Regions from separate parts of the Homo sapiens genome. Here region 1 is linked to region 2. A link is an interaction called in ENCODE POLR2A ChIA-PET data of the cell type or tissue named here. Cell type or tissue: Panc1. All regions are shown on one strand. Each heading gives the region's core, and the rest is flanking DNA. Links, peaks and the distances in the headings are about the cores only.

Region 1 (5,389 bases), core at 195-5,194, 760 kb before region 2:
GTGTAGTGTACAGTGCAAAAAAAAAAAAAAAAAAAAAAAACAAATAAGAGAAGTAAAAAATGATTTGGGGTAGTAGTCCCCAGCATAAAAACTATGGTGGGCTTGATTTACTTTTTAGCCTTGAAAGAACTGTATGATTTAGATTGCAAAAACCAGTGAAACAAATGGTGAATTACAGGTATAGTCACATGACCCTGGTTTTGGGAAGATAACATGAAGAAAAAAGAGGAGGCCTTGGACTCATATAGACTTGCATTCAAATTCAAGCTTGGTGTCTTTCTAGCCACAATAATAGTATTACTATTACAGGCCAGGCACAGTAGCTCACGCCTGGAATCCCAGAACTTTGGGAGGCTGAGGGCGGGTGGATTCCTTGAGCCCAGGTGTTCGAGACCAGCCTTGGCAACATGGTGAAACCTTGTCTCTACCAAAAATACAAAAATTAGCCAGTTTCATAACCTGGTCTCAAAATAAATAAATAAATACATTTAAAAAATAATATTACTATTACATTGCAAAAACCACAATTACTTTTGTACCAACCTGATATTTATCATTTGAAAGCATATTTTGTGCCAGGTACAATTTTAGAAGCATGAGTTCATTGAATCTTTCAAACAACCTTGTTACTCAGTGCCTGACACACAGTAGGAACTCAATAAACGTTTGTAAATGATTGAGTACTAGAGTATGGTTCTCATTATTTTCTATGAGGAACACAAAGCTCAGGGAAGTTATATGACTGGCACAAGGCCACAGAGCTAACAAAGAACAGAGCTAGGATTTGAACAAAATCTAATTTAAAAATGGGGATAACACTTTTCTTGGATGGTGTATGGGTTAAGCAAAATACTGTGGCTAAAGATTTAGTACAATGCCTGGCACACAGAGAGTGCTTAAATAAATATTAGAACAAAACATCTCACATCAGGTAAACTGATATGAGACGAATAAGGAACAAAAAGGAAAGCAGTAGTACAACTATTTTTAGATTTCCAACAGTTTAAGGCAATGTGTTTAGAGTTGACAGAACCTCAAATGACCCACGGAAAGCAAATATTTAATGTGATGTTTGCTTTCATGCTCAGCCATGGCCACTGTTACTTAGTTTTTTCTGCCTAATAATTTTAATCCTAAGCATAAGAGAGACAACTAAATGACTTTTCCTGGAATAGTCTTCATTTTTCATACTGAATAGTTTAATAATATTTTCTGTTATGATATAAGATGTTATTTGATACCCCGATACATATAACACCTTAATAACTATTTGAGATGTTGAATTAAACCATAAGCTTTTTCAAAACAACCTAAATATTCATCACTTGGAGAACTGATATAGTAAATTACAGTATTTCCATCTCAATGATATCATGCAGCCATAAAAAGAATGAGCTCATTTATATGTACTGATCTGGGAAGATGTTTATCATATAGTCTTAAGTGAAAAAGTAATTGCAGAAAAAGCTGTAATAGAGAAATTCTAGTTTTTGCAAGAAAAAAACTGCATATCATGTATACACTTATAGATGCATGGAAACAAAATATGCAAGGGAATATAGTAAATCACAGAGAAACATTTCTACTGGATAAGAGAGTATGGTTAGAAGGAGATTTGGAAGGAAACTTATTCTTTTTTGCTTTATATACACCTGAATAATGCATTTATTAGTAGTAATATTTTTACTTTATGAGACAAACATAATTATTTTTACGTATTTCTTCAATTTAAAACCCAATAGGGATTACATCAAGATAATGGCCTCAGTATGCCTATATAGTTTTTTCAACAACCCAAGCTCCACTGAAATGACAGAAAATAGCCTTTAAGACTGCTACAAAGAAACTTCGGTTACCATAAGAGCCCCATATTGGCCAGGCGCGGTGGCTCACGCCTGTAATCCCAGCACTTTGGGAGACCGAGGCGGGTGGATCACCTGAGGTCGGGAGTTCGAGATTAGCCTGGCTAACATGGTGAAGCCCTGTCTCTACTAAATACACAAAATTAGCTGAGTGTGGTGGCGTATGCCTGTAATCCCAGCTACTCGGGAGGCTGAGGCAGAAGAATCGCTTGAACCCAGGAGGCAGAGGTTGCAGTGAGCCGAGATCGCGCCACTGCACTCCAGCCTCGGCAACGGAGTGAGACTCTGTCTCCAGAAAAAAAAAAAAAAAAAAAAAAAAAGTGCTATAAGGCAACATGGGTTACCATAAGAGCACCATATTATCTTGAGAAATTCCTGAAAGAGGAAAAACCAGTAGAGAAAAACACAAACAGAAGAAAGCTACCACAAATGTGGTATCAGTAATACCAACAATAACCTAACATATAGGAAGTGCAATACAGGATCCACAGTAATCGTCCAAGTACCAAAGAACCACATTTGAAAGAGCTACACTAGTAGGGTCCAACTCCTTGCTCCTTTGCCACATCAATTGAACAGCAGGAAGCAAAGGCTTTTTGCCTCCAGATTATTGCTCTAACTTCTTTCCAAACAAAATAAGACAGCCTCTAGTTTGTGAGTTCAAGTCGGAGAGGAGCCCTAGGTAACGCAAGGCCTACCAAAGGGCCTGGGTGTGGGGAATATATTCACATTGTATGCAGCTGCCTTCCTTTCCTTTTGCATAGCATTTGTTACTAGGATAAAACCTTGAACAGGCATTTCTTTTTTTAAAAAAAAAATGTATTTCCACAAGTTATTGGGGAACAGGTGGTGTGTGGTTACATGAGTAAGTTCTTTAGCGGTGATTTGTGAGAGTTTGGTGCACCCATCATTCGAGCAGTATACACTGAACCCAATTTGTAGTCTTTTATCCCTCACACCCTTCCCACCTTTTCCCCCGAGTATCCAAAGTCCACTGTGTCCTTCTTCTTTTTGAGACGAAGTTTCACTCTGCCCCTAAGGCTGGAGTGCAATGGCATGATCTCAGCTCACTGCAACCTCTTCCTCTCGGGTTCAAGCGATTCTCCAGCCTCAGCCTCCTGAGTAGCTGGGATTGCAGACATCCACCATCACACCTGGCTAATTTTTGTATTTTTAGTAGAGACAGGGTTTCGCCATGTTGGCCAGACTGGTCTCGAACTCCTGACCTCAGGTGATCTGCCCGCCTCGGCTCCCAAACTGCTGGGATTACAGGTGTGAGCCACCATGGCCAGCCCGTCTCTACTGACTCTTTTCTCTCGGCATGTTAAGAAAGTCAGCCGGGCGAGGTGGCTCACGCCTATAATCCCAGCACTTTGGGAGGTTGAGGTGGGCGGATCACTAGGTCAAGAGATTGAGACCATCCTAGCCAACATGATAAAACCCCCTCTCTACTAAAAATACAAAAATTAGCCGGGCATGGTGACGTGCGCCTGTAATCCCAGCTACTCAGGAGGCTGAGGCAGGAGAATCGCTTGAACCCGGGAGGCAGAGTTTTCAGTGAGCTGAGATTGCGCCACTACACTCCAGACTGGGCGACAGAGCAAGACTCTGTCTCAAAAAAAAAAAAAAAAAAAGAATGTTGAAGGCTGTTTCATAGTAGGTAAACAACAACAAAAGCCTTTTCCCAGACTCTTTTTCTAAAAATGATGCTCTCTCTTTGCTTTCAACCAACAAGCTTCTAGGAGTAGACTTCATTTGATCTACTTGTTCCTGCCTATTTCAGTCCCAAACCCATTGTAGTGAAAGGGTTATTGCTACCATTTCACTGACATTGCTCCTTTTAAGATCACCCATGACTTCTCCAAAAAAACCAATGGAGGCTTTTCCATCCGAAACTTACTTGATTTCCCTGATGCATTTGGAATTGTTGGTCACTCTCTCTTCAGAGCTGTACCTTCCCTAGCTTTAGAAAATCTCTCTTCTCGGCCGGGCGCCGTGGCTCATGCCTGTAATCCCAGCACTTTGGGAGGCTGAAGTGGGCAGATCACTGGGTCAGGAGATCGAGACCAGCCTGGTCAACATGGTGAAACCCCGTCTGTAATAAAAATACAAAAAATTAGCTGGGCGTGGTGACGGGCGCCTGTAGTCCCAGCTACTAAGGAGGCTGAGGCAGAAGAATCACTTGAACCTGGGAGACGGAGGTTGCAGTGAGCCAAGCTTGAGTCACTGCACTCCATCCTAGGCGACAGAGCTAGACTTCTTCTCAAAAAAAAAAAAAGAAAAAGAAAAACAAAAAAAGAAAGAAAAGAAAATCTCTCTTCTCTCTCATTCAAGACCTTTTATTTTTTGCCCCATATTTAGATTATTATTTATTTATTTATTTATCCAGAATATCTTCCTTGACAACTTAGATGTTGTTGTTCTCTAGGGATCCCATTTTTGACTCTATGTTCCGTTTCTTGACATTAACTTTTGTTTCATTCAACATGTTTTGATTCATAAGGACCTGTCTCTCAACAGGTTTTCATTCATAAAGACCTCTCTCTGCCTTCATTAGTTTATTTAATTTGGCTGTAAAATATTCTTGCAGAATTTGCACTTTCTAATTTGAGGATTTCTAAATTCCGAGTTGTCTTAATACATGTTTATTGTTATCTTTTGTCCAGTGAATATACTCATTGGCTTCAGTATATGTCAATACATCCTGAGCTGCTTGTGATTCATTACTGCCCCTTACATTTTTGGGGAATCCATTCTCTCTACTATTTACACATATAGAAGTTCAATATAAATTCATTAATTTAACAAATGTTTTGAGCATTACAATTTTCAAGAACTTGCCCAGGCATATATGATATGATATGATCCATTACTATCTCCTGGAACTTTTCTGTCTTTTCTTTTTATATACATCAGTAAAAAACTGAAAGTGATAAGAGATTCAAGAATTTTCCATAGTCCCTACTAGGGGTAGGCCATTGTCCTCTGATAAACTGAAACGCTCCTCTAAAGGGGGTAAAGGCAGCTGTGTAATCCAGTCTGGATGAGAGCACAGTTTGACATACATTACAAAAGATTGCCCTTCGTTAGGGTGACATAGCACAGAGCCAGGGCACTCAGCCTGGTGAGCAGAGCATGGCCTGATGTCAGCGTCCATTGTTCCCTCAACAGAACACCGTTGTGCCAGTTCATAATGACCCTATCTACAATAAGACTTCAGCCTACAGCCTGACCAGCATTCCTTCCCTTTAAGACCCCTAAGATCTAGCCATGCTGGACAACACTGGGGCCCCATTCTTTCTTGCCACTACATGTATGGTCATTATATTTCCTCTGCTTGGAAATACAATCTCCATTCTAATGTGGTTTAACAATTTAACCTACTTTGTTTCTAGAATCTATACTGACTCCTTAGATAAAGTTAGCTTTTCCTTTTCCCCCAAAGCAATGCTTTTTCTACTTATTATCATAAATCACATTCTTTTCATAGTTGGGTGTCTTATCTCCTCTAGGAAACTCAAAGCCTC
Region 2 (5,389 bases), core at 156-5,155:
GATCACTAACTACTTGCGCTGCCAAAGTCCCAACACATTTCCAGCCAATTCTACATCACAGGAGTTTAGCCCATAAATAATAATTGAAAATGTGATATTTGAGTAAAACATAAAAATCCAACAAATGTAACAGCCAAATCATTTAACACAATCATGGTATTTTATACTGATTGATTGACACACACAGGGTTTAAATTAAGCAACCAAAATGAAGACAATAAAATTAATTATTGCTTAGGGTAGGAGACTCGGCACAGAGTTTTGCTGCCTGCCTTTGTCAGAGCACTGCATTAATATGGGTCAACAGTTACAACATCTTTAATGTCTAGCACATAAACCACCATCTAAGAAGTGTTTGACTTGCTTATCACCATCTGTCATTTAAAGAGATCTTATTTGAACTCCACTGCTGTCAACCTCATAAAAGACTTAATTTTTATACTTAGATTCTGGATAGACCATGGGAGGAAACATTCCTGTAGCATTTTTGATTGAGGCATTTTATTTTCCTCCTACAGGAAAAAGATGGCATTCTGCCCAGGTATACTGGCACATTGAACATAACGTTCAAGCTACCCTACAATCGAGCTTGGACTGAACATTCTTGAAGACAACACAATTCAGTGTTGATCACTTTCTTTACATTTCATTCTGTGCTATATTCTCCTGTGAAATCCTTGAAGCCAAATAAACAAACAAAATAAATAACAGGATGCACTTAATGTGCTTACAGAATTATAGGGTTTTGAGAGATGGCATGGTATCCCGCTAGAAGCCATAAAAATACCCCAGCTGTTTCATAGTGTGCAGAAAATATATTGGTTTTACATTTTATAATTTCAAACTCTGTTGTCAACAGGCAACTTACGTTATTTTATATTCCACTCATCACAACCCACCATCATTCCCATGGCAGAGCAAAGTAAAATATATTCCTCTGTGCTGACACTACTTATTGTTTTTTTGTCTCCTATAAATGATTTGTGGCCCTGCTTTGAATTTTGGTAAGAAAGTGCATTTCCAGAAGCTTTTATAAGAAACAGCACATTGTACAGCTCAGGAGATTCAGTCTCTTAGGAAACAGGAAAAGGCCATTTGGCTTTTTCTCACAGCCATTTATGTTTTCTCCCATTTCTTTTCGCCAATGTCCTTCAGGCTTCTCTTTTCAGAGAAATTCATCAAGCAGCTATTGAATCTATTAATCCCTTGCTTTAGTGCCCATCAGCCTACATCTTCCTCAGGTAATCATTGTAAGCCCTCTACAGCCTCCTCTTAAGGTCCAGGTCAGACTATCTCTTCTATTTCTATTTTATTGTTGATTCAAAGACTATCAGGTGATAATTGTCAAGAGCAAAGGAGAAGTTGACACCATTGTCGAGGAACCTAAAAAAGATTAGGAGCTCTGCCCAAGGCTGTATACTTCATTGGTTTCAAACATCTTACCCAAACATTGGCTATCCGAGTCATAAAAGAGGCCAGATTTTTTTGAAGAAGATTTATACATCTCACACTGAAATATTATATCTTCATGGAACTTTCTTTGGCCTCCTCAAGTCATAAACTGTTTTGACAGGGCTATCTTCTCAGGGCCTCCCGGTTTGTGTTGAAGGAGGGAATTGAGAATGGAATGGTAAATTGTGGCTCTCACGAGGGGTTGGTAGGGGCTATGTTTCAGGGATCTGCTCTGATAGTCTCCACGGATAAAAATGTGAGATCTTGTTGAGAAGAGAACAAACTGCTTCCTCAAAATGGTTCAAAGTCAAGTCAGCTCAGTCTAAATCTACCTTACTGATATTTATGAATGAAGCTTCTGTTTAACCAAAGAAATAAAACTACAGAGCAAAAAAATCATAACAAAACCACCCACATTAGTAATAAAATTATAAACCACAATTAAAGTTTCCATCTGAAAAACATTATTAAGTTTCCTTAAAACACTTCCAAGCTTGGAATTACATTTATGACAATTCAAGTAATCAAGAATCACATGCATTAAGTTCTTTGCAAATTCAGTTAATCCTCACATCAACTAAGGTGTGAGTGCTATTATTTGCCCATTTTATAGCTAAAGATTCCAAGACCAGAGAGGTTAAATAGCCTGTTAGAAGTTACACAGCTAGAAGTAGTGCAGCTGAAATTTAAACCCACGCCCTGTATCCAGAGACTACGCTTTACCCATTAGGCATACTGCTTCCCAATTTACTACTGTGATCGTTCCTTTATACTTTGCAAATCACTTGTATTTTACTTATTTCCTGATACTTCCCAATAAACATCTCCCTAGTTTTTTAGGTCTCCATTTTTATTAGTAAACATATAAATGAAGTTTTAAACAAAGGAATCCATCTTCCTTCTTAAAGGGTGCTTATATTTAGAACTGTAAGCAAAATGCCATTTCGTCTTGATGTGTACTGAGTCATCAGAGTTTATCCACCATGGCAGGGAGAGATGCGGCTGTAGGGATATCAAGGGAAGCCACAGAGCAAACGTAAAATTCACGCCTAGCTCCCATTTATTGCAAACTTATTACATGTTTCATAAAAATGGTATTTTAAAATCTGCCCTACGAATGTTTAGGCTATGTGTATTTTCTTTATTCTAAAAATAAGGAAAAAGAGGTTTAATGTTCCACAGATAAGTTATGGAATTAGGTTTCAAGCCCAGGTCCCTGTCTGAGTCCCTCACCACCCAGATCCTAACCTCTTTTCCTCTGCATTGATTGCAGTTAGGAACACGGGACTCCTTTACTTGATAATCTGAAATTCACCTTTCAGAAATGTTGTGAGTGTCAGAATTTGTTTTAAAATTCAGTAAAAGAATGCCATGCTCTGTATATTAGGCTTAAGTCTCCAGGATGGGGAATTATTTAGTCAGATTCCCAAGGGAATGGGTTCCATTTTATTTCATTAATCTGAAGTAAGCAATTCATATTTTCACACAACCTCATTTCCATTCATTCAGCTGTATTGAAGCCAGTTCCTGTGGTTGGCTTCTTCGTTGTTCAGGAGAGATTTCATCAACTAATTGAAAGGAACACAGCTCTGTCCTCAGCAGAGCTAAATACATACAACAATTTCACCACCAACGCCAGACACATTATCAGTGTCCTGATCTTTGGCCTTTGATACTTTCAAGAGATGTCCCAGGGGAAATCTTTAGCTGGAATGTTAATCTGTTGCTTCTCTGACCTTCTACACATGTACCACATTATTATTACAACCCACATGCTTCTCTTTTCACGCTGTCATTTTGACAATAGAACCATCGGGCAATTCATCGTTAGACTAGATGGCTGGAACAAAGTGCATACCAGTAAGTGAAATCAGATTGGCTAATGGTATTGTTTAAAATGCAGTAACATTTCTCTTCTGAAATTCACCCAGATTTCAAATGATATGTCATGCCTGTGGGATGCTCTGCAACAATTAGCTACTGGTGATTCATCAAAGAGCCCCAGGGTAGGGATTTCTTTTTAACTTTTTTCTCAACATGCTTTAGAAACATAAATTAGTCCCTGGATTGGATCGGTGTGGATTTATCACTCAAGTTTCCTGTCTTTACCCTCTTTCTTCTTTCATCTGGCAGATGTTTGTTTCATCTTCAGATTTACTGAAAGTGGTGCCGGAGTCTGAGAGCATTTAGCAATACTAAAAAGCCATTTCTTTTAAGACTCTGCTTAAATGTTAAATGTCACCTCCTTGGAGAGGACTTCTTTTGACCTCTCTACTTAACATAAACCCACTCCTGTTAGTATCTATCCTCTTTATCCTGCTTTCTTTTTCTTTATAACACCTCTCATCACCTGTCACATGATATATTTATTCATTGGTTGACAGTCTGTTTCCCACCACTAGTTCCATGATTACAGGGACTTCATTTATCTGTTCACTGCTCTCTTTGCAGGGGCTAGGGCAGTGCCTGGCTCAAAGCCAAGGGGGTTGTTTTGTGTATTCTTTTATGAGATGGTCAGGCAGCTATGGCCACAAGAGGAGACATAAAAGAAGCTCAGGAAAACAAAATTTATTCTACTCACAGGTCCTAGAGACAGGAGGCACAGCACACCACACAGGGCCATATGAGAAAGACACCAAGGTGGTCAGGAAGCAGAAGACAGGTGCAAAGGGAAGGTTTAGGCTACTGTTTCTATCGAAGTTTCTGAGGGAATGGCAAGGCAGGGCAGGGTGAGCAATTTAAGACTGGCTGGCTTGAATAATTGTGATGAGCTTTGGGCTATAGGGGCGATCCTCTGTTGCCTGGCCCTGGGATGATTAAGGCACAGGAATAGTGCATCCTGGGGTGTGGGGGTCCATAGAGGAGGCATCGCTCTGAACTGGTTTGTTTGCAGATCAAAGACACGTGCCCTGCTGTGCTCTCTACCACCTGTAAGCAGGGGCTCAAAAAACATTTGTATTTGTCAAGTGACAGAGAACCTTCTACTCTAAAACATATAGATAGGGTGATGTTATTGAGGCACATGAGCTCCAAATCTCACCAATAACCAATAGGCATTTTTCTGTTATGACCATATAATGAAAGCAGAGGAAAGTATATTAAACACAAATTCCTGTTTCTTTCTAGTCCAACCTTACCAACTGAAGCTTTTGAAAAATATGCCATTGGAAAGCTCTAGTCTGTTTTATTTTATGGAATCTTTTGCTATGCTTTATGCCTTACCATCATTTTCAAACATATAGAGAGTAACCAAGGTTTGTTTAAAAATATTTCATCTTAGATGCCAGGAAGTTCTGAAGCTGTTATGAATAGAGCTTTTATCTATATACTTGAGCCAAAGACAGGATACCTCTTTTTATTGCACTTCGTTTTATTGCTCTTCTCAGATATTGCATTTAACAAATTAAAGATTGGTGATAGACTGCCTTGAGCAAGTCTATCAGTGTCATTTTTCCAACAGCATGTGCTCACTTTGTCTCTGTGTCACATTTTGATAATTCTTGCAATATTTTAAATTTCTCATCATTATTATATCTGTTATGGTGATCTGTAATTAGTGATCTTTGAAGATGCTACTGTAATTGTTTTGTGCTGCCATGTACCACGACCATATAAAATGGCACACTTAATTGACAAATGCTGTGTATGTTCTGACTGCTTCACCAACTAGACATTCCCTCATCTTTCCCCTCTCTTCAGGCCTACTTATTTCCTTAGACATGACAATATTGAAATTAAGACAATTAATAACCCTACAATGATCTCTAAATGGTCAAGTGAAAGAGTCACATGTCTCTCACTTTAAATCAAAAGCTAGAAATGATTACGCTTAGTGAGGAAGGCATATTTTGAAAGCCAAGATAGTCTGAAAGACAGACCTCTTGGGCCAAACAGATAGCAAACTTGTGAATGCAAAGAAAAAGTTCTTGAAGGAAAT

The links. Peaks named below come from ENCODE experiments on the same cell type or tissue, not always from the same donor. Only the 100,000 strongest peaks of a DNase experiment are listed, where the experiment ranks them.
Region 1: POLR2A ChIA-PET joins it to region 2 with 5 read pairs; 1 of 35 experiments calls an interaction of 5 or more read pairs at or near these places.

The regions. Positions count from the first base shown.
Region 1 is chr5:124,760,808-124,766,196 of GRCh38, reverse strand. No RefSeq gene overlaps it. Among named protein-coding and RNA genes, the nearest start is that of ZNF608, 17 kb to the right of the region's middle. In Panc1, for the core only: no CTCF peak of the experiment used is centred there; no DNase peak of the experiment used is centred there; H3K27ac peaks cover 1,021 bases.
Region 2 is chr5:123,995,809-124,001,197 of GRCh38, reverse strand. No RefSeq gene overlaps it. Among named protein-coding and RNA genes, the nearest start is that of LINC01170, 440 kb to the left of the region's middle. In Panc1, for the core only: no CTCF peak of the experiment used is centred there; no DNase peak of the experiment used is centred there; H3K27ac peaks cover 3,837 bases.